Linked DNA regions of Mus musculus: all the other regions are linked to region 3. Evidence: chromatin loops called from intact Hi-C (ENCODE). Cell type or tissue: heart. All regions are shown on one strand.

Region 1 (8,000 bases), 440 kb after region 3:
ATGGAGAAACGAGATGCCTGAGGAACTGGGGAGGGGAACCCATGAGAGCAAAATATAATGGCACACCTATAGGACTGAGGAGACCATGATGAAAGCCATCATTCGTATGGTAGCCTAAAAACTCTATTTGAAAAGCAGGGTGTGGCGGAACACACCTACAAGCCCAGGACTCAGGAGGAAGAAGCAGGAGGATCAGCAATTGAAGGCCACTGCCCGATACGTAGCAAGTTAGTGACCTTGTCTCCAAGAACCAAAAGGAACTACACCCATAAAGGAGCAAGGAAAGGCAGATAGGACGGCTTGTGCCTGTGAGCCAAGCACTGGAAAGACAGAGGCTAAAGGATGGCCATAAATGTGAGGCTAACCTGGACTACGTAGTCAGTGTTTGGCTATCCTGGGCTACAGTGTGAGATCCTGTCTCTCAAAATAGAAAAAAGAAAAGAGGAGAAAAGGAGGAGAGGGGACCTAAAACCATGAGCTCAGCGAACCTCTTTATAAAGCTCTCAGCCTCAAGTATTTCATTATAGAAATAGAGACACTTGGTGTGGATCCAGGGCTGGGGAAATGGGACTATGCAAAAGCCAACTTCCAACAGTCCCTAAGGCATCCATGACCTGATGCCTGCACAATTCCTCACCCCATGGGTTTATCACATGTAGTCTATGTCATATCCAGGAGGCAGCAATTATATCTAAGCACAAACTTCTTCTTCATTTTTACAAGTTATTGTTATTATTGGGTGTGCACGCACATGCCATGACAAACCTGAAGTGGTCTGAGAACATCTTCGTGGAATTGGTTCTCTCCTTGCATTTTAAAGTGGGTTCTGCAGATCCAACTCAGGGCTCCAGGGTTAGGCTTTCGTGGCAAGCACCTTCACCCACTGAGACCGTTTGCTGTCCCTGAGCATTCATGCCTGTCAGCAAACCCCCAGGCCTATGCCGTGGACACTCGAAATGTATGCCAGACCCCAGGAGTCTGCTGTGCCCAATCCAGACCGTAGCAGAGGTTCTGGTCAGTTCATGAGACACTAAAATAGATGAGGGTTTTGTGTGGACTTTCCAGGGGGAGACAGGAAAGAGAAAGCTAAGCTGTATGGAAATTGTCGTTGTCTTTGGACAGGGAATCTACCAGAGCTTCCTTCCTGACCTGGATCTCACTGCATAGTCCAAGCAGGCACCGTCCTCCTGCCTCAGTTTCCCAAGTGTTAGGATTCCAGGAGTGAGCCACATTAAAGCTCAGGGAAAAAATTTTTTTGAGTCAGGGTTCCCCTAAATAGCCCTGGCTGTCTTAGAACTCTCTGTGTAGACCAGGCTGGCCTTGGACTTACAGAGATCCATCTGTTTCTGCCTCCCAAGGCATGTACCACTGTGCCCAGCATGCACGGGGTAATCTGTAAGATGAGGACCCTGCTTTTAGTGTTTTTTGAACTAGCAGAGTCCTAACCAGCCCACCACAGAGAGGTGGGCCAGAGCCTCTACCAAGGCGAGGAAAGTGGTCATAATTCAGAAGAGAGGTTGAGGGAAGTGGGAAGTCTGGGGCTCTTTGCTGGTGAATCTGCAGTTTTTTGCTCTGTCTCATTCCCACCTCTTTTGCAAGCTCCAGAGAATCTGACTTGCTGTGTTAAGACAAAGTCTTGAAAATAGCTCCTTTTTCCTGGCTTAACTGAGTTGTGGAAATTGTATTTGTTAAGTGTGTTATAGTAAAGAATGGAGTTCACCTCTGGGTGGAGACATGCATTCGCCTCCTCCCTTAAGAGTAAATCCAGCCAGGGGTGTGTTCTAGGAAGGCAGGCTCACCTCTGTAGTGGACTTTCTTCTCCTAAGTTCACACCACCTCCTAGTGCAGACCCTAGGAGCACGACTGGCTGGGTCTGCCTGCTCTGAGTCCTGACTCAAGCAAGAATATTCCTCTTTTCTTCTCTTCTGACCTTTTCTTTTGGATACTGGTGGGAGCCTAAATATGCCTTTAAACCCTCTGGTGCTTTGACTTTTTTTACTCCTGTTTGTTTGTTTGTTTGTTTGTTTGTTTGTTTGTTTTGTTTCCCTTGGAGAACTACTCAGAAGAAATATCACTCCACTGTGAGTTCTCTCTCTCTCTCTCTCTGTCTCTCTCTCTCTCTCTCTCTTTCAAGACTTGCTCTGTGGACCAGGCTGTCTGTCTTAATTAGGGTTTTACTGCTGTGAACAGACACCATGACCAAGGCAAGTCTTATAAAGACAACATTTAATTGGTGCTGGCTTACAGAGTCAGAGGTTCAGTCCGTTATCATCAAGGCAGGAACATGGCAGTATCCAGGTAAGCATGGTGCAGAAGGAGCTGAGAGTTCTACATCTTCATCTGAAATCTTCTAGTGGAAGACTGACTTCCAGGCAGCTAGGATGAGGGTCTTAAAGCCCCATCCACAGTGACACACCTACTCCAACATGCGCACCTCTTAATAGTGCCACTCCCTGGGCCAAGCATATACAAACCACCACACTGGCCTTGTACTCAGAGATCCCTGCCTCTGCCTCCCAAGGGGAACTGTCAGCATTCTACAAGAATGGAAACTCTGCTACCATCTCAGGTGTTGGGCCTTATTCGGCCAGATTCTGAGGCCTAGTGAGGAAACCTGAGCCTCTGCTCGAGTTTAGAGACCTACCTTGCTCACTTCCATACTGGAGTGACTCAGCAAGACCTGCTTAAGCCTGCCTTTGCCAAGCTACCAATGGTGTAGAATAACTTTATTGGCCCTGTCAGTCATCCCACACTGTCACCCTTCCCTACCCCTTACATCATCTTACCTCACCAAAAATCCCCACCTCCTTCCTCAACCCTGTATAAACAAAAGACTGATACAATAAAACTAGTTCCTGCTTTGACAAGACTCCCGGTCTGGTGTGTTTGTTTTGGGCCACCAACACTCACCATCCTGCACAGCCCCTGGAGAGCCGGCAGAGAGCCAGACACTTGGGCACAGCAGGCTCCTGGGATGCAGCTGCTGGGCATCACAGGCGTACCTTTTTTGGGTATCCAAGACTTAGGTCTGGAGATTTGCGCACGGCCGTGTGTGCTCAGGGACCAGCAAGATGGCTTTCCTCTCCATCGTACGGCACCTGAGCACACAGCTAACTTCCCTGCAGGCCCGAGACTTACAGCTCGTCTGCCCTCTGAGTTCAACCACTTTGTCCCAAATGACAGGGCTTCAATGTTCTGCAGGGTGTGTATACATATTCACACCACCTTTTCTTTAACACATCACCATAGTGAATAAAGCAGGAAGTGCTGATTTTGTGTTCCTTGGCAATCTCCTCAGCCTCGCTGCACTGTGTGGTCCTTCTCTTTCTAGTCTAAGGAACTGTAGTAAGGTTTGCACGTTGATGATTCTAATTAGCATCCCTGCTAATGGCTAACAATGGGATGAGAAATGTAACTGTTGCTTCCTTCCCCCAAAACGTTCTTAAGTTCTTGAAGTCTGAGCATATATTGTTCAGACTCCAACATCCTCTATAGAGCTCTATAAAACCCAAATGTGCTCTTAATCAGGACACCAGAAAGAGAGAGAGTGAGAGAAGAGACACAGAAACAGACACACACAGAACTTGTTCAAGTGACTGTTTTTAGAGCTGAAAGAGGAAAACAAAGCCAACTGAGGGGAAGTTGCAGTCAGGGAGCCTCAGCCCATGCTGGCCACAGGCTCAGAGGCTATCAGGGAGCTCACAGTATTCCTTAGCAACCAGAGCCAGCCCTGTGTGTTCCTGGTTAAGGCTGATGCTCACTTCCCTTAGAGGCTCAGTCAGGCCCTGAGTAGGACCCGTTCCAAATGGAGTGGGTTGGGAGCTGAAAGGCAGGCAGGCTGCCTGCCCCTGTGCGGACACTTTCAGCCAGGCCTGCAGCCAGACGCCTGCCCTCCAGGTCTGGCTAAAGGCTTTTGTTACTGCTGGACACTTGGCTGAGTCTCCTCTCTTCAGTTTCTTTGTAAGAATGTGTGTCCACTCCTCCCACTACATGATGCATGGGAAGACTATGGAGAACAACCAGGTGAGAAGAATTGGCGAGGGCCACCTGCCACTCTTTGATTAGGGTTTCCTCTTCACTCTCTCCCCCATGCGTTTCCCAGAAGTTCAAGGGCAAGTTCACACCTTCTTACACCAATCCCCAGACTATTATAAGGTGCCATGGGTGGCTGGCGGCTTCAGCTACGGCTTGACTGCTGCAAACCTGCCATCTGGTGGACATTCTGAGAGTTGCTGGTCGTGAATTCTGCAAGTTTTTAGCAGCACCTCAAATGCTGAGGACCTCGTGAAAAGGCAGAGTTGGTCTCAGTGAAGCGAAAGTGGGTGAGATGCTACATCTCTAGTAAGCGTCCAGTCTGTTCCCGCCATGCTCTTCCCGCAGCGCTCAGAGTGGAGAGGCAGGAATGACACTCCTAGGTGGACAGTGGACGTTCCTTACCAAGTGTCGAGCCCCAAAGCCTTGAAATATCTAGATGCAGACTTTACTGTGTTCGCAGCCTCCTGGGGTCCCTTTCTTACATTTCGGAAAGATGTTCTGTATTTATTAAGTGCCCAGGTGGCTGTTATTTCTCTGCACTCACCACGACTACAACACGGGGAGTTGATGTCAACACTGCCAGATAATAATGCTCTGACCAGACTGGTTTATGTTTCTCAAATCACGATGTCCAGTAGCTCCCCTGCTCAGTCATGAGGGTGAGGAAATTCTGCCTCAAACAAAGCCTTTGTTTTTCTCTTAGGTGTATTAAGACACTAACACTACACCACAGGCTTTCTGGAAGGGAAAGGGGGTTTTATTGTTAATGTTGTTTGTATTTGTTTTGTTTTGTTTGTGGATTTTTCAAGACAGGCTCTCATATGGACCTAGGCTGCCTTCAAACTTGCTGTGTAGCTGAGGTTGACCTTGAACTACTGAGCTTCCCAACGCCACTTCCCAAATGTTAGTCCATGAGTCAGTCCTGAGTCGTTAGCTTGTTCCACTTTGCATTGTATGGACCACAAAAGCCCTAATAATATAGCCTTGTGATTTCCCCTACTCCTGCTTCTGACTCCTGACCCAGCCTCAGTGCTCCCTTGCTCCTCCCCAATGACAGTGTGTAGTGTGGTGTTCGCCTCTTGGAAAATTAAGTCATAAAATTATCTTTCAATAGCATTGGCCTCCGAGTGTCACCACCCAGCCACTTCCATAAATTAAAATACTCCAAGTGCACTTTGAGACATGAGTGCTCACTCGGTAGAAATGACCATGCAAGTCCTTCCATGTACTCATGAACAAAGGCCCAGAGAGTCTTAGTTACAACAGGCAGAGCTGAAAATAACCAAATAACCTGTAGGTATGTCCGAAGAGGGTGGGCATGGCTGTGCACTCTGTAAGGCTAGCATCTGGGTGGCTGAGCTACGATGGGAGAATCATGAGTTGGAAACCAGCCTGGACTAGTGTTAGATTCCTTCTCAAAAAACTAGTTGGGGTAAGGCGCTTGCTGCAGAGCGTGACAACCTGAATTCAATCCCTGGAACCAACATGAGCGAGAAGGAAAACCTACAAGTTTTTGTGGTCTTCATGCTTTTGTATGAATTTCCCATGACATACACACACACATATATATGTATATACCCACACATACACCACATTCATATATATACACATATGCACACATACACAAATATATGCACATACACACATGCACACACAAACATACACACATGCGCGCGCACAGGCACACACTAATTTTTGTAAGTTGAATGTTCATGCAGTGGAACGACACCTAGCAAAACAACTGAAAAATTATCAAAACAACCGACAAAACTATCAAAACAGGCTGTAAAATGAGATTCTCTCAAAAATAGTGTACTAAGAGAAAGAAGCCCAGCGTATGACTGGAATCCTGGAGTAGTCAACACTAAGAGGCAGCAGCCAAAAACACAACTGTTGTCTGAAGCCACGGCCAACTGACTATGTGAACACAGGACTCCTTGTGGAGGAGCAGGGGCTCTTCTGATCTTGGTTTTGTACACTAATTTCTTAAGGCCCATAGATTTGCATCTTAAAACAGTCTGCTTACTTTTACTTTAAAAAAAAAAAAATGTGGCCGGGCAGTAGTGGTGCGAGCCTTTAATCCCAGCACTTGGGAAGCAGAGGCAGGTAGATTTCTGAGTTCAAGGCCACCCTGGTCTACAGAGTGAGATCCATGACAGCCCGGGCTATACAGAGAAACCCTGTCTTGATAAAAACAAACAAACAAAACAAACAAACAAAAACAAAGCAAAACGTGTCTAGAGGCTGTAGAAATGCCTCCGTGGTTAACTGTACATGTTGCTCCTGCAGAAGGCCAGGGTTAGATACCCAGTGTCTATCACAAGAGTCTGTAACTCCAGTTCCAGGGGATTCAGTGCCCTCTGCTGGCCTCTGCAGATGCCAGGCATGTGTATGTTCACATACCTATATGAAAGCAAAACATTCACACGTGAAATCAATAAATCTAAAAAAAATTTTTTTAAAGATAAAGCATGCATGAGTGTTTTGCTTGCATGTATGTCTGCACACCACATGTGTGCCTTACTGCCCTCAGAGACCAGAAGATTCAGGGGTCAGATGCCCTGGAAACGGAGTTACAGACAGTTGTGAGCCACCATGTAGGTGCTGAGAACTGAACCTAGATCCTCTGAAAGAGCAGCAGAGCTCCTAATCTCTGAGCACCTCATCAGCTCCAGAACTTTTTTCCTGCAAATTATACATCAAAAATTGGTTTTCAAATAAAATAAACAACTCACTTATTAATTCTAATTTCTTATCTAATTGGTATTGTGTGTGTGGGGGGGTGTCCTCATGATCACAAGCTATACTCAAATTCATTATGTAGCCAGGGATGTCCCTTGAAAGTCTGATCTACCTGCTGCCTCCTCCTAAACGTTGAGATTGCAGGGTTGTACCACTGGGCCCAGTCTATGCAGTGCTAGGGATTAAGACCCGGACTTCATGCATGCTAGGGGCAGCCCTCCACCAACCCAGCAGCATCTCAGCCCCTATACAATCTTCCTCTTAGTTGATCCCATTAAAGCTATTCTGACTGCCCTCATTCTTATCTCAAGTACTTCTAAAATGCGGCCAAAGGCAAATAGATAGATATAAAACACAGCCAAGAACAAGATAAGACATAAATACAGCAGAGAAAGAAGTGCATGGCCACCGTTGCAAAAAACACACGCTCCTTGGATGCTGTCTTGGTTAGGGTTTCTATTGCTGGGATGAAGCTCCATGGCCGAAAGCAAGTTGGAGGGGGAGGCCTATTTGGTTTATGCTTCCATACACCGGTTGGTCATTGAGGGGAGTCAGGACAGGAACTCAAGCAGGGCAGGAACCTGGAGGCAGGAGCTGGTTCAGAGGCCATGGAGGACTGCTGCTTACCAGCTTGCTCAGCCTGTTTTCTTACTTTAGGGGCTGGAGAGATAACACCCAGGACCACCAGCCTCCAAGTGGCACCCCCCACAATAGGCTGGGCTCTCCGGCATCGATCACATATAAGAAAATGCCCTACAGGTTTGCCTACAGCCCAGTCTTAAGGAAGCGTTTCCCCAGATGAGGCTCCTTCCTCCCTGATGACTCTAGCTTTTGTCAAGTTGACATCAAAAGCAACTGGCACAAAGAGGAACGCCTCTTAACCACTGAGATATCTCTCAGGACCCCCAGAGAAGTTCCTAACCATTCAGATTCTAGGCTCTATCTGTCAAATTTTTTAATTCCATGATTTGTGGAAGGAAAGAGAAGTCTGGCCTGATAAACATTTCCCTGGTGTTTGTTTATTCATTTGTTTGTTTTTGTGGTGCTGGGAACAGAACGAGGATCTCACAAGCACACTAGGCAGGCATTCTACTGTCTAGCAACAACCCAGTCCTAGGTGTTCGGTGCTTTTAACTCTCTCCTGGGACTACTGAACTGCACAAGTTAAGCAGAGAGGAATGGGGGAATACTTCACTTCTTTAGAAGGTTAACTGTGTGAGATT
Region 2 (8,000 bases), 70 kb after region 3:
CTCACATAAAATAAATAAATAATCTTTTTTAAAAAGAAGAAAAATCATGAAATTTGAAGGCAAATGGCAAATGGATGGAACTAGAAAAAAAAATCATCCTGAGTAAGGTAGCCCACACCCAGAAAGACAGACAAACATAGAAATAAATATATGTGGATACTAGCTGTTAAGTAAATGATAACCAGGCTATAATCCACAGACCTAGAGAGGCTAAGTAATAAGGAGGGCTCTAAGTGTGTGTGTGGGGGGGGGGTACATGGGTCTCCCTGGGAAGAGGGTGGGTGTGACAGGAACAGGAGGGATCAGGTGGGGGAGGAGTGGAGAGAGAGAATACTGAGAGAGGCGACCAGAATTGGGGACTTCAGGGCGAGGTAGGAACCCAGGACAATGGAAACTCCCTGGAACCCACGAGGTGGACTCTAGTGAGGACTCCTATTAATGGAGGATACAGAGCCTGAACCAGCCATCTTCTGTAAACAAGGCTTCCAGTGGTGCACCTGGAACACCAACCCAGCCACAAAGCCTTTAACCTACAATCTGTCCGGCCTGTAAGATGTGTTAGGGTAAAGATGGCACAGAACTTGTGGGAGTGGCCAACCAATGACTGGTCCAACCTGAGACCCACACTATGAGCCCATGCCATTTAAACTGCTATTGCTTGAGAGGAGATGGGGACGATTGGCTCTATCGAATATCCTGATGCTGTCATCTGAGGATGGGCTCTCCATGAAAGGACAGACCCATCCTGTGTGTCTCCATCTCGTTTCCTGTGTTCTTGCTCTCCAGCATGTAATAGAGCTGTGAGATGTCCCTGCCAGATGATGACACCATGTTCTTGGAATTCCCATTCTTCAGAGCCATGAGCCAAGTCACTATCTTCTACTGTTAATTTTACAGGTGGGCTCAGGCAGGTGGGCTTGGGAACAGGGGGAATTGAGTCGGGGTGTTGGAGAGAGAGAATGTGGAAACAGACTGGCATTGGGGCTGAGGTGAGAGGTTGTGGAAACCTGGTGCAGTAGAACCAGGAATCTAAGAGGGAGACCCTATGAGGACTCCTAGTAATGGAGGACACAGACCCTGAACCAGCTATCTTCTGAAACCAGGCAAGGTTTCCAGTGCAAGGACTGACACCAACCCAACCACAAAACCTTTGACCTACAATCTACCCCGCCTGCAAGATGTGCAGGAGTAGGGAAGATGGAAGCACAGACTTTGTGAGAGTGGCCAACCGTATCTGATCTAAACTGAGACACTCTCATGAGAGGGAGCCCGTGCCCCACACTGCCTGGATGATCAGGAACTAGAGGCTGGATAGCCCAGAGACCTAGGATATGGGGGTAGGAGGTGGGGGCAGCTGATGGGAGCAGATGCAGAGATCCACAGCCAAACATTAGGCAGAGAGAGTCCAAACTGGAGCTCTCTGTCCAGTCCCTCCCCTTGGAGCTCAGGGAACCCCTGAGGAAGACAGGGAAGAATTGTATAAGCCAGAGGGGTCCAGTACACAAGAAGAATACAGCCCGCTGGGCAGTGGTGGTGCACGTCTTTAATCCCAGCACTTGGGAGGCAGAGGCAGGTAGATTTCTGAGTTCAAGGCCAGCCTGGTCTACAGAGTGAGTTCCAGGACAGTCAGGGCTACACAGAGAAACCCTATCTCGAAAAACAAAACAAAACAAAACAAAACAAAACAAAACAAAACAAAACAAACAAAACCAAACACAGCCCACAGAATCATCTAAGCCGGTCTCATAGGGCCTCACAGAGACTGATGGGAAATCACAGAACCTGCATGGATGTGTGCTAGATCCTCTACATACATGCTATGGCTGCTAGCTTGGTGGTTTTGTGGGCTCCTAACAGCAGGAGTGGGGGTGTCTCTGACTCCTCTGCCCGCTCTTGGGGCCCTTTTCCTCTTACTGTTGCCTCACCCAGCCTTGATATGAGGGTGTGCGCCTGGTCTTATTGTAACTTGTTATGCTGTATTTGGTTGATATCCCTAGGAGGTCTGCTCTTTTCTGAAGGGAAATGGAGGTGATGGGGATGGGAGAAGTGGGGGAGGGGAGACTGCAGTCAGGATGTAGTGTGTGAGAGAAGACTAAATTTTAAAGATGAATAAATAAAATTCTCAAATTTTATTTTATTTTAAGTTTTGAGACAGGCTTTCTCTGTGCAGCTCTGGAATTCACTCAGTGGACCAGGCTGGCCTCAAACTCACAGAGATTCACCTGCCTCTGCCTCCCGAGTGCTGGGATTAAAAAAACCACGTGCTACTGTACCCTGACAGTTCTTAAAAATCTCAACTGGCTGATTCTTTGAGGGTGAGGAGATCTGGCAATAATGAGCAAGTGTTCTCTAAGTAGCAATCTGAACCAGACAGTGTGACACAAGTCAGAATGCTAAGGCGGGAGGATTATGTGTTAGGATCCAGCCTGGACTAAAGAATGAGATCCTATCTCCAACTAAAACTAAAAACAAGCAGCTGGGGGCTATAGTGAAGTGGTAGACTACTTGCCTGGCATGTGTGAGGACATGGCTAGAAGCACCTCTGTAGTAAGCTGGCCTGAGGCTTATAAGAACTGGGGTACTCTTGGGAGGCAGGCTGGGGCTGAAAAGAGAGAAACTAGATGGTCGAGAGAAATAATGGAGCCAAGACAAAGGTTTTGATCAAGGCCCATGAGTTTATTAAGAAACCGTGTTTATAAGGGGGTGGAAAGCTGCACCACAGGTGGCCCCACCTCAATGGTGACAAGATTTGTACCAACCCGCTTCAGGCTGGGGGAGCCTACACACCCCGACCCCGTACCATCAAAATGAAACAACAAAACCTTATTCTGGAGACCAGGTTTGGTGGCACACACTTAGAGTCCCAGTGTACAGGAAGAAAAAGCAGGCGTTTCAGAAGTTCTAGAGCGTACTTGACCATATACACAAAGAGTTCTGAGGTCAACCTGGACTACCTGACTCAAAACTCCCAAAACAAAAAGCCAGCCATCAGTGAGTCATTTGTCCCATTAGAATGAACCTGAATTTATCTACACACACTATGCCAGCTGGCAGCCACTCCAGGTTTGTACCTCTCTTCTTTCCCATCCAAGCTGCCTTGGAGCAATCAGACTTTAACAACTCCTGTTGCCCTGCCCTGCCCTGCCCTGTCCTTATGCCCCCCTCTCTGGGAAAACAAGATAAGACTCTCATGGTTTATTCATTTATTTAACACTCGTGTGCCTCATGCCTGGTGATTGCCAAGTCCTGGAGACCGAGATGCAAATGGAACGTGTTTCTTCATTCCGAGAGCTATTGATCTGAAGATGGCCCTCTGAAGATGTAGCAGAGGTAAAAGATAACAGGGAGAGAGGTACATGCTGGCTGCATCTCTAGCAACCCCAGCACTCCAGAGATTATCTCAGAAGGATCTTGGGCTACTGAGACTGTCTCAAACAACACAGCTTAGAGCAGACAATGTAACACCCTGTCTTGGTCTTTTGTTCGTTTTTTTTTTTTTTTTTGTTTTTGTTTTTGTTTTCTTTTCTTTTTTTTTTTTTCCATTTTTTATTAGGTATTTAGCTCATTTACATTTCCAATGCTATACCAAAAGTCCCCCATATCCACCCACCCCCACTCCCCTGCCCACCCACTCCCCCTTTTTGGCCCTGGTGTTCCCCTGTACTGGGGCATATAAAGTTTGCAAGTCCAATGGGCCTCTCTTTCCAGTGATGGCCGACTAGGCCATCTTTTGATATATATGCAGCTAGAGTCAAGAGCTCCGGGGTACTGGTTAGTTCATAATGTTGTTCCACCTATAGGGTTGCAGATCCCTTTAGCTCCTTGGCTACTTTCTCTAGCTCCTCCATTGGGAGCCCTATGATCCATCCATTAGCTGACTGTGAGCATCCACTTCTGTGTTTGCTAGGCCCCGGCATAGTCTCACAAGAGACAGCTACATCTGGGTCCTTTCAATAAAATCTTGCTAGTGTATGCAATGGTGTCAGCGTTTGGATGCTGATTATGGGGTGGATCCCTGGATATGGCAGTCTCTACATGGTCCATCCTTTCATCTCAGCTCCAAACTTTGTCTCTGTAACTCCTTCCATGGGTGTTTTGTTCCCAAATCTAAGGAGGGGCATAGTGTCCACACTTCAGTCTTCATTCCTTTTGTTCGGTTTTGAGAGAGGGTCTCACTATGTAGACCAGGCCTTGAACTCATAGAGATCTGTCTGCTTTTGTCTCCCCACTGCTGGGATTAAAGGAGTGTGGTGCCACATCTGGCAGCTCTGTGAATCTTATGTGCTTGCTACTACATAATCCCAGCATTTGAGAAATGGAAGCAGGAGGGTTAGGAGTTCTAGGCCAGCTCCAGCTACATGAGAATGAAGCCAGCCCAGGTTACATGAGACCCAGAAGGACCTAGTTGTATATTTGCCTTTTGAGTCGCTGTGAACATTCATTCATTAATTTCATTCACTTCCTCAAGTTCCCCTAGCAACAAGTGACTAGGCTCGGACAGTAAAATGGAAAAAAACAAAAAAGCAAAACCCACAGTCTTGCTCTCTTTGGACTAGCAGTCTAAAAAAAGAATTACAGCTATTAAAGAATAAATTAGGAATTCAGATTTGTCTCCGTTTTCTTTCTTCTTTTCTTAGGAAAGGGTGACCTTGATTTCCTAATTAGTACATTCACATCTGGCTCTGAAGGTTGTATAGAAATAAAAGTGGCCGGGCGTGGTGGCGCACGCCTTTAATCCCAGCACTCGGGAGGCAGAGGCAGGAGGATTTCTGAGTTCGAGGCCAGCCTGGTCTACAAAGTGAGTGCCAGGACAGCCAGGGCTACACAGAGAAACCCTGTCAAAAAACCAAAATACAAACAAACAAAAATAAATAAATAAAAGTGTAGCCGCGCTGAGAATGAGCCCCGTGTGGTTGGTGCGAGCCAGGTCGCACTGCCTGCGTCACTATGTGAGCTGACGGATGACGCCCCGCTGCACGCCGCTCAGCTCGCCCCGGAGGGGTCGCTTCTTGGCGGGCTAACAGTGACTTGCGGGGGAAGTCTACGCGCGTGTGCACGCGGCACTCTCTGCCCGTGGTCCGGGGACTTTCCCCTAGGCGAAAGGATAAGGAACATGTCCCTCGTATGTAGCCTAGGAAACAGGCCTTCAGAGCGAGCTGCCTTAGCTTCTAGGCGCGACTAATTTATGACTCTACAACAGGCTTAATTTTTTGGTTATGGTGAGAAAATTGGTCTCTCTAGGTAGAAAAACAATGAGCCATTGTTTTAGGCATGATACTTTATCCTGAAAGATTCTGGAGACATAATTGTTTAAGAAAGCTATAAATAGATAGGTCATTAATTAATGTAGGAACGCTAGGTGGGCGTGGTTTATGCAAATATTGCTTAAACCCATCCTGAGATGGGCGTGGCCGCCTTAAGGGACTCAGCCCCCCCGATGTAGGCGTGGTCTCCTGCGCGTGCGCACTACGGCCGGAGGCCCAGCGCTGGAACGCGGGGTACCCGGCGTGCGATTCTGGTGGGCCAGGCATGGAGGGCGCTGGCCCCGTGTTGAGTATTCTGGGGCTGCTGCTTGTGTCTGCGCCTTTTGGAGTCCTTGGGGAGCGCCCCAGCGCCGATCTGGGGGCACACCCAGGTACCTGCGAGAGCTGCTGGAGGGAGGCTGGGACTGCCTAGTAGAAACTGACCGATGGCTTTAATCCACAGAACGGGGCTCCCAGGTCAGTCCGGGAACCACCGAACCTCGGCGGCAGCCGCCACCCAAGGATCAGCGCGAGCGAGCCCGGGCCGGATCGCTGTCTTTGGGCGCTCTGTACACCGCGGCCGTCGTGGCTTTTGTGCTGTTCAAGTGTTTGCAGGTGCGGTATGGCGGTGGGTTGTGGGAGCCCTGGGCCTTAATCTCCTGGGGCCGCTACAGTACCAAGAACAACCGCTTCCCGGCTACCTGTAAAATGAAGGCTCGTTCCTTGGTTTTTCCACATTATTGGGGCATTCGAGGATCCAGAGAGATAATGGATGTAGGGGGCTGAGAAATTGTAGAAACCGTTACTTTTACTCCTCTCTCCAGTGACGATCGATTTTCAATCTGGAGCTCATCCACTTAGTGTCTGATGTAAGTGGGGTTTTAACCCAACTAGTGTCAGTATGCAAAAAAAGAAGTTGCTGCTGAGGCTCCAACCTTGGCCCAAGGAGTTAATCGCGGCAGCAACAGAGTGTCTAGTGGACCAGACACCAAGCCGTTTCGTGCTCTCCTTAGGAAGGAAACCCTGAAATGTGAACTGACTGTACATTCTGATTACTTTGAAACTGTTGACATGGAAAGTGGAACCTACCACCCAGTGCTTTATCTTCAACTCTGGTCAATTACTTGCACAGGGGAATAGAGGCTGAACTAATTAGTAACATAAAACTAGATGAGATTAAAGAGCCAGGCAGACTTGACAGGCTAGGATGAAGATTGGAGTTTAAAGATAGATTAATAAATTCTACCCAGGCGTAGTGTTAGACGCCTTTAATCCCAGCATTCAGGGGAGACAGAGGCAGGAACAGCTCTTGTGAGTTCGAGACCAGTATTTCTGTCTTATGCATGGAGAAGAATACATAAGCAGTTGAGAAGAGGAGCGGGACCCGTGGAAGAGAGGTAGGCATGGCGGCTGACAGTTTCACGGTGTTATGATAACCCACTTTCCAATTAAAGGTTCTGAAGGAGGCTTGTGCTTTATCTACCTATCAGAGCACTGGGAGAATTGTATCCTAAAAATAAACCATAGGGCACTGCCTTTTAGAGCAAAGAGCACTATATAGACTTTTTGTTGTTGGGTTTTTTGTTTTGTTTTGTTTTAGATTTTTAATCTGTAATGGGATAATGTGAATTGAACAGATTGGAGATTTTTTTTTTCACCAGCAAAGACTGAGGGTACAGGAACTGGTGACACAGTCCTATTATTCCAACTACTATGAGGGAGGATTGTAAGTGCAAGGCCCATCTGGACAATTTAGCAAGACTCTACCTCAAAGGCAGCGAGGTATAGGGATGCTAAATAAGAAGGCTGGGGTAAGAGCAATCTTCCCGTCCCTACTGGAGAGTTTCACATTCCCAGGAGTGCTTTAGCAGTCTGGCCATGTGTGGGCATCCTGACGTTTCACTTCATGTTCTGGGTAAGCAGCTGGACTAGAGACAACTGGGATTCTCTGAGGTGGATGCCCAGAGCTTTCTCTATGGCTCCTCTCTTCACTGGCTCTGAGGTGCTGGGGCCTTTGCTGCAGCCTTGTCTTTATCTGCTTCCACAACAGGGCCCAGATGAGGCTGCTGTTCTCAGAGAGGAAAAAAACAAGAAGAAATCCTCGCAGTCAGGTGGGTTGAGCATTTAGTGGTGGTTTCTGGCGATGGAGTAGATCAGGGGACTGCAGGAGTAACCATGCCCTTTCCCTCACTCCCAGAGCAACAGCTGGTGCAGCTGACACAACAGCTGGCCCAGACGGAGCAGCACCTGAACCACCTGATGACACAGCTGGATCCCCTTTTTGAACAGTGAGAATTTGTGGGGTGGGTGAGGTGGGAGCCAAGGAGACAGACTGGGCAGCCCCCTGAGTGGGTATTTCTACAGGGTGACGACTTTGGTTGGAACCCAGAGGGAACTTCTAGACACAAAACTAAAGACCATCCACCACCTTCTACAAGACTGCCAGCCTGGCACAGGAGTGGAAGTTCCAGAACCAGGTAAAAGGTTGGGAGGTTTCTATGGCTGGAGAGCCATGGCTGTGAAACTAGAGCAAGTTGGTCTCTCCTTCACAGAGGCCAGCATACCCTTTACTGAGGACCTGGGGAAAGAAGACCAAGAAGCTGGAAACAGTCAGGCCTGGGAAGAGCCCATAACCTGGAGCCCAGAAACACGGAACCTAGCTCCTTCCTGGGAGGTGGAGCAGGGGCTGAGGAGAAGGTGGCACAAGACGGTGACAAAGGGTCCAGCAGTAAATGGGGAACAACCACTGAAGGTTTA
Region 3 (8,000 bases):
GAGCCTTGCCGGTGGGGGTGAACCACCGAAGGATTTTGATCAGGAGAGTGGCTGTGTTGGTATTGTTTGGTTTGGTTTTCTGTGTGCTTAATGGCACATTTTGAGTTGCACTTTAGAAAGCTCCTTGGTGGGTTGGGTGGGAGGTGTGGAGAAGTGTCTTCCGACAGGAGAGCCTGCCTTGTAGAGTGGGAGGTCACGGGGTTAGGAGCAGTAGTGGGCCTCTGTGGGTTCTAAGCACACTGCCTTACTTATTCGGTGATCTCTCACCCAGACGGGGCTATAGAGTGAGACCCTGCCAGGGAGGGCGGGAGGGAGGAGGGGTAGTTAAAAGTGGTCATCCATGAAGAATGTGTGGAATTACAAAGTAAACAGGAATAGAACCAGGGGATGGATAGTGTGACTTAAGGGCTGAGCAAAGCAACCCTCAAGGTTGGAGATGAAGCTGGGCTTGTCGGGCTCACCTGTAATTCTAGCATTTAGGAAGCGAAGGCTGAAAATTCAATCCGAAGTTTAAGATGGGACCAGCGAGGTGGCCCGGCGGGTAGAGGCCCTTGTGGTCGCAGCTGGGTGACCTGAGTTCAATCCTTAGAATTTACATGAAAGGACAGGACCCACCCTGCACAGTTGTCCTCTGACTCCCACACCTGTACGTGCACACACACAATGATCATTAAAATACATATTTCAGCCAGGCTCGGTAGCACACACCTTTAATCCCAGCACTCATGAGGCAAAGAGGCCTGGTAGACTTTTGTGATTTTTGAGGACAGCTTGTTCTACATAGCAAGTTCCAGACCAGCCAGGTCTATATTGTCTCAAAATGTTTAAATATTTTAAAGGGGGTCTGGAGAGGTGGCTTGGTGATTAAAGCACCTTGCCAGGTATCACAGTCACCACCCTCGAAACTGCAGATGCCACCAATACCTGGTAGCTGTGCAGCCTACCCATAATTCCAGGCTCAGGAGACAGAGACGGATGCCCAGAGCATGCTACAAAGACTGACCAGATCCAAGAGCTCTGGGTCTGAGGTAGATGGGTGATCAAGGATGAGTCTCAGTATCAACTTGGGGGCCTCCACAAATACTCACATGCATGCAAACGTGTGTACACACACAGAGACACCACATATCCAAGATAATGGAACAAAAGAAAAGGAGAGGAAAGAGGAAGAGACAGAGGAGAGAGCCAGCAGCCACTGAAGTGTTTTCACTAGACTCAAAAATTTAAAGAGCTTTTGATATTTTTAAAAATGTAAGCATTTTTCTTGGGTCAGCGAGATGGTTCAGCCAGTAAAGGCGTTTGCCAATAGGCTCTTTGATCCTAGAGTCTAAATGGGGGAAGGAAAAAATTAACCCATGATTTCCGCATGCCTCTTCCCATACACACACACGAAATAAGGTTTACTTTTTTTTTTAAACTATTTTGAAGCAGGGTCTTATGAATCCCAGGTTATCGTCAAACTGTGTAGCCAAGGACGACCTTGAGGCCGCTGCCTCTGCCTCCTGCTGGGACTACAGGAATGAACCTCTGGGTACGCTCAGCCCTTCGGACTGACCGGGCTTAGTACTGCCTTACTGGGCAGGCTCTCTACCAGAAGCGCTTCCTCCCCAGTCCCAGTGGGACTTCTCCGTCAGGGCAGCCTCCAGTGACGCTGTCACCCTCTTTCCCCTGATCCTGTGCACTCTTTTTAAAGCCAACAAATGAGTTGACAGTTGGTTGAATTTATGGATAGCCAAGGAAGAACCAGTTTGGACAGGACTGGAAGAAGCTGAGGCTCCTCCTGAGAACCTGAGCAGCAGGGTCGGCGGTTGAGAAAAGGGATCTTGCCAAATCTTGATAGAGCAAAATTAATCAGACCGAGGCCAGAGTGAAATTCGATTTGTAAAGTGTCCTTGAGTTGATTTGGGGCGAATAACAGATTGCAAAATGTGCATCAACCATTCCCAAATCCATGCCCAGAGGTAGATTCCAGCGGGGGTGGGGGGTTGCTTCCTTCCTTTGAACACAGAGCACTGACTGGCTGCCCCTGGGACTCTGGATGCTACCTTGTAAGAAGGAACCCAGGAACTGGGGCTGCTTCCCAGGTACACAGCACATGTGATCTTTATTCTCTGAGCAACAACCACAGATAAATTCATTTTTTCAAGAAAATCAGATTTATATAAGGTGATTTGAGGCAGAGGAGACTAGACTGAATCAGAAGTAGAGAGTCGTTCATTTAACTGTTCGGTTCCTGAGATGCGCCCAGACCCTAGAGACACAGCGACTGAGAGGATTTGGTCCCGACTTTTCTGGAAATCCTGTGAAGAGTAACAGGCAGCAAACACGTTAGAAAATTCTTCCCGACACTTTACAAAAAGGAAATGAAACTGGGTGAGAGGGCTGAGCAGGAAGGGACTGATGAAATCTCAGGCAGATCACAGCAGGGACGAGGCCCCAGGGCGTTAGTGACTAGGTATGATTAAGGACTGAGTGGTGGAGGTGTGTTGAGCACATCAAGGAAGACAGGCTGTCCTCTGAGAACTGGGGATGTCAGGGAGCATGAGTGAACACTTCTCTATGAGCCTGTGTACGCATCCCTCATGACTCCATGACGTGAGTAAGAAAGATGGCCCAGCAAACCCAGCCTGACATCACTGTGTGTGTAATGTGATGTGGTCAAGAACTTTGGCCCCAGAAGCCGACTCTGGTTTGGGCAACATTCTGTGCTCTGCTATTTCCCAGCTGAGTGACCTTAACTTGAGACAACAACTTAACTTAAATTTCCCTGATCTGTGTGTAGCAAGGTGGCTCAGACTTGTAACAAAGCCAGCACTTAGAAGCTGTGGCAGGAGCAGTCTTAGCCACGCAGCAAGTTCAAAGTCACTCTGAACTACATGAGACTCTGTCTCAAAAAACAAACACAAATAAGTTTCTTGATCTGTGGAGAAATGAATTCCTCCTGCTTCTTGTTGAGCCACGCCCAGGGCTTTAGGCCCTAGAAGAGTGTGTGGCGCCACCTTGTGTTCATTTAGATAGCTGCAGCATGAACGGTGTTTTATTGAGATAACAGTTCATTAACAAATACCGTGGCACCCTGCATTGTTCTGGACCTCAGTTTAGTTCTGGGACCTGTGATTTAAGGAACACTGACCTGAAACGTGGCTGGGAAAAAAATCCCAAGAGTTGGAAAATATCCCTCTTCAAAGAGAGCAGAGGTAGATTTTGAAGTTCTTAGGAGGGGATCATGGGAGAGATCAGGATTGGGAGCACATACAGGGAGCCGGGCAGTGGTGGCGCACGCCTTTAATCCCAGCACTTGGAAGGCAGAGGCAGGTGGATTTCTAAGTTCGAGGCCAGCCTGGGCTACAAAGTGAGTTCCAGGACAGCCAGGGCTACACAGAGAAACCCTGTCTCAAAAAACAAAATGAAGTTTGGCCGATTTGGCTACAAGTAAATACTTACTTGTCTTACTGCTGAATTTGCTCAAAATCGGAGTGGAGTGTGTGAGTGGAGACAGGGTGGTGGATGGGTAGAGAGAACTTGAAGTCAGCGACATCTTGGCACTGACTCTGACAGAAATGGAAGGTATCAGGAAAACCCGCGCAGAGCCCGTAGATGAAAAGAGTGTAGAAGCTTCCGGCGACACGGTTTAGGAACAATGTTTCTAGCCAGGCTGTTTTCGTTTAAAACGAAAGCAAAGCCCTTTCCACAGCAGGATGGTCAAGGGGAGCTAGATGCTGTGGGCCTGGGAGCCATCTGTGTGAAAGTCTGAAACACAGCTACCTTTGCCAGGGAGCACTTGCTCAGTGAGGTGAGCACGGAGCCTCCAAACATGCCTTGACACCTGCAGAGTTGAGAAAGTGGAGAGGCAGAAGGCATTCCCGGTCATAAAAAGCGCAGGGCAGGCTTACAGGGAGGAGCAGCGTCCCCTCCGCAAAGGAGGAACCTGCCTGTCCCTGTTCAGGGCCTGTAGCCCAGGCTAGCCCATTATCCCCATTGGGTATCACCGATCCTTGTGATTCTTCCTCCCGCTTGGGTTTCAGTGTCTCTCTGATTCAGTCCTTCTCCATCGCTGTTGCTACAGGGGGTGGCACCGAAAGCCGACCCGTCCTTCGCTACAGCAAGGAACAGAGGCCGACCACCCTACCGATCCAGCCGTTCGTGTTCCAACATCACTTCCCCAAGCAGCTGGCCAAGGCCCGGGCCCTGCACAGCCTCTCCCAGCTCTACAGCCTCTCTATGCCCTGCAGCCGCGCACAGCAGCCCGCCCCGCTGGTTATCTCTACTGCTCAAGGCCCAGCCCCAGCTCCCTCAGGAGAGCCGCAGCCATTCACATCGCAGGCCTCTGGCAGAGGCGCCAGAAACGCTGGGCCTGAACCAGAGACCTCGCGGCCATCGCCCCTGGGAAGCTACTCCCCAGTCCGGAGTGCCGGCCCCTTTGGGTCTAGCACCGACTCCTCTGCCTCTACCTCCTGCTCCCCGCCTCCAGAGCAGGGCACAGCAGCCGACAGTGTATCACCATGGAGCCATACCTGCCCTCCTACTGTGCGCCCTGCCACATCCCAGCAGCCACCGAAGGAGGACCAGAAGATTCCGACCTTGGCTGAGTACAGGCTTCATGGCACAGGAAGTTTACCCCCTCTGGGCTCCTGGAGATCTGGCTTCACCCGGGCAGAGAGTCTGGTTCGAGGAGGTGGCGAGGGCAGCATGGCCAACAGGCCCAACAATGGTACGAGCTTCATTCCAAGCAAGCCTACATCTCTTTTGGGTGGGTTCTTAACGCTCTCAGTGGGGGTCACGTCCACAGTGGCTGGAGGTGATTGACATGTTGGCCTAGCCCTAGCATTTTACACGGCCGCCTGGTAGCCATGAAATACTGGCTCCTTCTAACTATTTTCTCTCTCCTGCTTCCACTTCCAGCCAACCACCTGTCCCCTCAGGCCCTCAAGTGGCGGGAATACAGGAGGAAGAACCCATTAGGGCCACCTGGTTTGTCAGGAAGCCTAGATCGAAGGCCACCGGAAGCTCGGCTGGCCCGCAGGAACCCCATCTTTGAGTTCCCTGGTTCTTTCGGCACAACCAGCCATCTGAATTGCCGGCTGAATGGTACGTGACCAAGGTCCCCTGGTTGTACTCAGAGCAAGCTGAGAAGGGCCTGGCCAAGAGCTTCTCGGGATTTCTTTTTTTCTTCTTTCTAGGTCAGATTTCAAAGCCACTGTCGCTGACCTGTCCTGACCTGCAGGACCCCTTCTCCTTAACCGAGAAGCCTCCCGCTGAGTTCTGTCTGTCTCCCGATGGCAACTCGGAGGCCATATCCATCGACATACTTCAGAAAAAAGGTACATGGCCACACCCAGCCTGGTCCAGGGATCCTGCCATCCGAGCCTGTGGTGCCGGGTACCATGCTAGGAACTCCTTCAGAAGACTTGGGTGTTTAAAACCCCAAACACCAATAAGGAGCCCATGAGCATTAGGGCAAGAAGTTGAAGCTTGTGTAGTGTCTGAGTGAATGAGGGCCACGTATCAGGAACTTAAGAATCAGGCGTCAGCCCTTCCCTCACCAAATTAAGTACAATGAGAGAGGCTGGTACATAATTTAAAAATATTTCCTGGAGCCTGGCATGATAGTGTGTACCTTTAATCTACCACTTGGGAGGCAGACCCGGTAGATCTCTGAGTGCCAGGCCAGTTTGGTCTACCTAGTCAGTTCCAGGACAGCCAGAGCTACATAGTGAGACCATCTTTAAAGGATACACATAAGCAAACAGAGCCCCCAAGTACTCTAATTGAAGGCTGTAGTTGGAGCGACTCTGGGCAAGCATGTGGGTGACAGAAGACAAGAATTGGCAGGAGCATGCTGGTCAGTAGGTTAGTGACCAGTAGTCCAGGAGCTACTACAGGGTAAATAACCAAGTGGGCCAAGGGGCAGGAGCTTGGCCAAGAAGGCGGAGTTGCTTGTAGAGCCAAACAAAACGCAAAGGTCAGAGAGGGAAAGCTGTCCATGAAGAGAGCAGCCAACCCCCGGAAAAGGAAAGACCCACGAGAACCGTCGGTGGGGAGGGGCAACTTCCTCTTCCCCACTCAGGTGTCCGCCTCCACCAGGTGGGCTAGCATCTCCCCAAGGGGACCTGTGACAGCCACTTCTCCCTCACAGGGCTGGTAAAAGCTGTCAACACCGCTGTGGACCTTATTGTGGCCCATTTTGGCACGAGCCGGGATCCTGGCGTGAAGGTATGCTGACACTATCAAGAGCTGAGCTATGCCCTGCAGACTCGGCCGTCACCTCCCTCTGCTCTCGGGGACGGAATTCGGGGACAGAAATGGCCGGGGGACATCCAAGAGGGTCTGACTAAGCCAGACTAAGGTGAGGCTTCTCACGGTTGCCCTATGTATCCGCAGGCAAAGCTGGGCAACAGTTCTGTGAGCCCCAATGTCGGCCACCTGGTTCTGAAGTACTTGTGCCCTGCAGTCCAGGCCGTGCTCGAGGACGGACTCAAGGCCTTCGTACTGGATGTGATCATCGGCCAACGTAAAAACATGCCTTGGAGTGTGGTCGAGGCTTCCACACAGCTAGGTAGGTACTAGATTGCAGCCCTGGACTCCGGACTGAATTTGGGGTTCCAGAAGTTAGAAATGTGATCTCCAAACCTGCCTTCTCCCCAGGCCCATCCACCAAGGTCTTGCATGGCCTCTACAACAAAGTCAGCCAGTTCCCAGAACTCACCAGTCACACCATGCGCTTCAACGCCTTCATCCTCGGCCTGCTCAAGTGAGTGCAGAATGGCAAGATGTAAGCAGCCAGCCCCACCATAGCTTTGCTTCCTCTCAGGGGCTGGCTGCCTGGAAGGAGACCGGAGGGGTGTCTGCTCCTTGGGATGCCTTTACCCCACCGAGGTGCAGCCTCTCGGCAGGCGCTGACACCTCCCACCATCAGGCCCCTCCACTTCAGAGGCCATGGCCTGGCCTGTTTAGAAAGAAGCTGGGTTTCTCAGTGTTCGGTGTCTGCAAACGGTGATGTCTCAGCTCCAGCTTGGCTTCTGAATCCCACTTGAGATCTATACTCACCTTAGAACACGTGTCCCAGGAGTGTGGGGTAGTGGTGGCAGCCTGGCCGTCCCCTTTGTCCCCAGCAGCCTGTCCCCTCAGTCAGTAGTCACCCTGACTCCCATGCAAGTTGTCTCCATTCCAAGAATTGACTGACTTGTGAATCCCGTGTTCACCCCACCCCCTGCAGCCCCGTTGACATGGCAGGGTGCACCAGGCAGCCCCCGCTATAGATGTTCATCTGTATTCCTCCCCGGAGCTGCTCTTCTGCACCTATCCCCTCATCATCTGGCTGTATCCACAACACTAAACTCTTGCTCTGTCTTCCTGCAGCATCCGGTCTCTGGAGTTCTGGTTTAATCACCTGTATAACCATGAAGGTAATATCCGCAGCCTGCTCTGCCTTAACCACCTCAGTACGGGACGTTGGGGAGGACCATCCATACTTTCATTCTCAGAGTTTGGGGCGTCTTCTTGACTTGGAACCTTGAAGCAGCAGCAGGCTTAGGGGATCTGGCAGTTAGGGTGGCCATGAACCCCAGCCTTTCTTTCTAAACCCAGAGCTGCTGTTTGGGGTGTGTGCACAGCACACTGCAGCAGCCTTTGTGCAAACGAAAGCAATGTCCACAGCTTGTGGGGATGCATGCAGTGGCTGCCCGGGTTGCTTCTTGGTGTCCCTCTCAGGCCAGATTAGACTCGTGAGTGTGAATCTGTCTCCCTCTCTTTCCCTAGATATCATCCAGACCCACTACCAGCCCTGGGGCTTCCTGCGGGCCGCACACACGGTGTGCCCAGGCCTCTTCGAGGAGCTGCTGCTGTTGCTACAGCCCTTAGCCCTGCTACCCTTCAGCCTGGACTTGCTGTTCCAGCACCGGCTGCTGCAGAGCGGGCGGCAGCAGCGGCAGCACAAGGAACTGCTGCGTGTGTCCCAGGACCTGCTGCTGTCTGCGCACTCAACACTGCAGTTGGCCAGG

What was found. A loop is a pair of places that touch in the nucleus more often than their neighbours do. Peaks named below come from ENCODE experiments on the same cell type or tissue, not always from the same donor. Only the 100,000 strongest peaks of a DNase experiment are listed, where the experiment ranks them.
Region 1: it touches region 3 in a loop (2.3-fold over the local background); 5 of 42 quality-filtered maps call a loop at or near these places.
Region 2: a loop joins it to region 3, with 14 times the contacts of the local background. A loop is called at or near these places in 13 of 42 quality-filtered maps.

Annotation. Positions count from the first base shown.
Region 1 is chr4:43,857,130-43,865,129 of GRCm38, forward strand. No RefSeq gene overlaps it. Among named protein-coding and RNA genes, the nearest start is that of Olfr155, 6.8 kb to the left of the region's middle. In heart, a CTCF peak has its summit at 4,214 (motif pointing left); no DNase peak of the experiment used is centred here; H3K27ac peaks cover 480 bases.
Region 2 is chr4:43,487,902-43,495,901 of GRCm38, forward strand. It overlaps Ccdc107 (coiled-coil domain containing 107), which reads left to right and starts at 5,464. Exons shown (of 6, transcript NM_001037913.2): 1 at 5,464-5,635; 2 at 5,707-5,858; 3 at 7,294-7,354; 4 at 7,441-7,531; 5 at 7,608-7,720; 6 at 7,796-8,000. The coding sequence starts at 5,530. It also overlaps Rmrp. In heart, CTCF peaks have their summits at 4,941 and 5,556; DNase peaks (open chromatin) are centred at 3,050, 5,050 and 5,460; H3K4me3 peaks cover 2,381 bases; H3K27ac peaks cover 3,157 bases.
Region 3 is chr4:43,417,539-43,425,538 of GRCm38, forward strand. It overlaps Rusc2 (RUN and SH3 domain containing 2), which reads left to right. Exons shown (of 12, transcript NM_199057.3): 3 at 4,067-4,711; 4 at 4,903-5,088; 5 at 5,181-5,321; 6 at 6,137-6,213; 7 at 6,382-6,556; 8 at 6,646-6,751; 9 at 7,360-7,406; 10 at 7,759-8,000. Among named protein-coding and RNA genes, the nearest start is that of Fam166b, 7.6 kb to the right of the region's middle. In heart, CTCF peaks have their summits at 1,517 and 3,003 (motif pointing left); DNase peaks (open chromatin) are centred at 1,583, 3,003, 4,503, 6,013 and 1 weaker place; H3K4me3 peaks cover 348 bases; H3K27ac peaks cover 566 bases; H3K27me3 peaks cover 2,753 bases.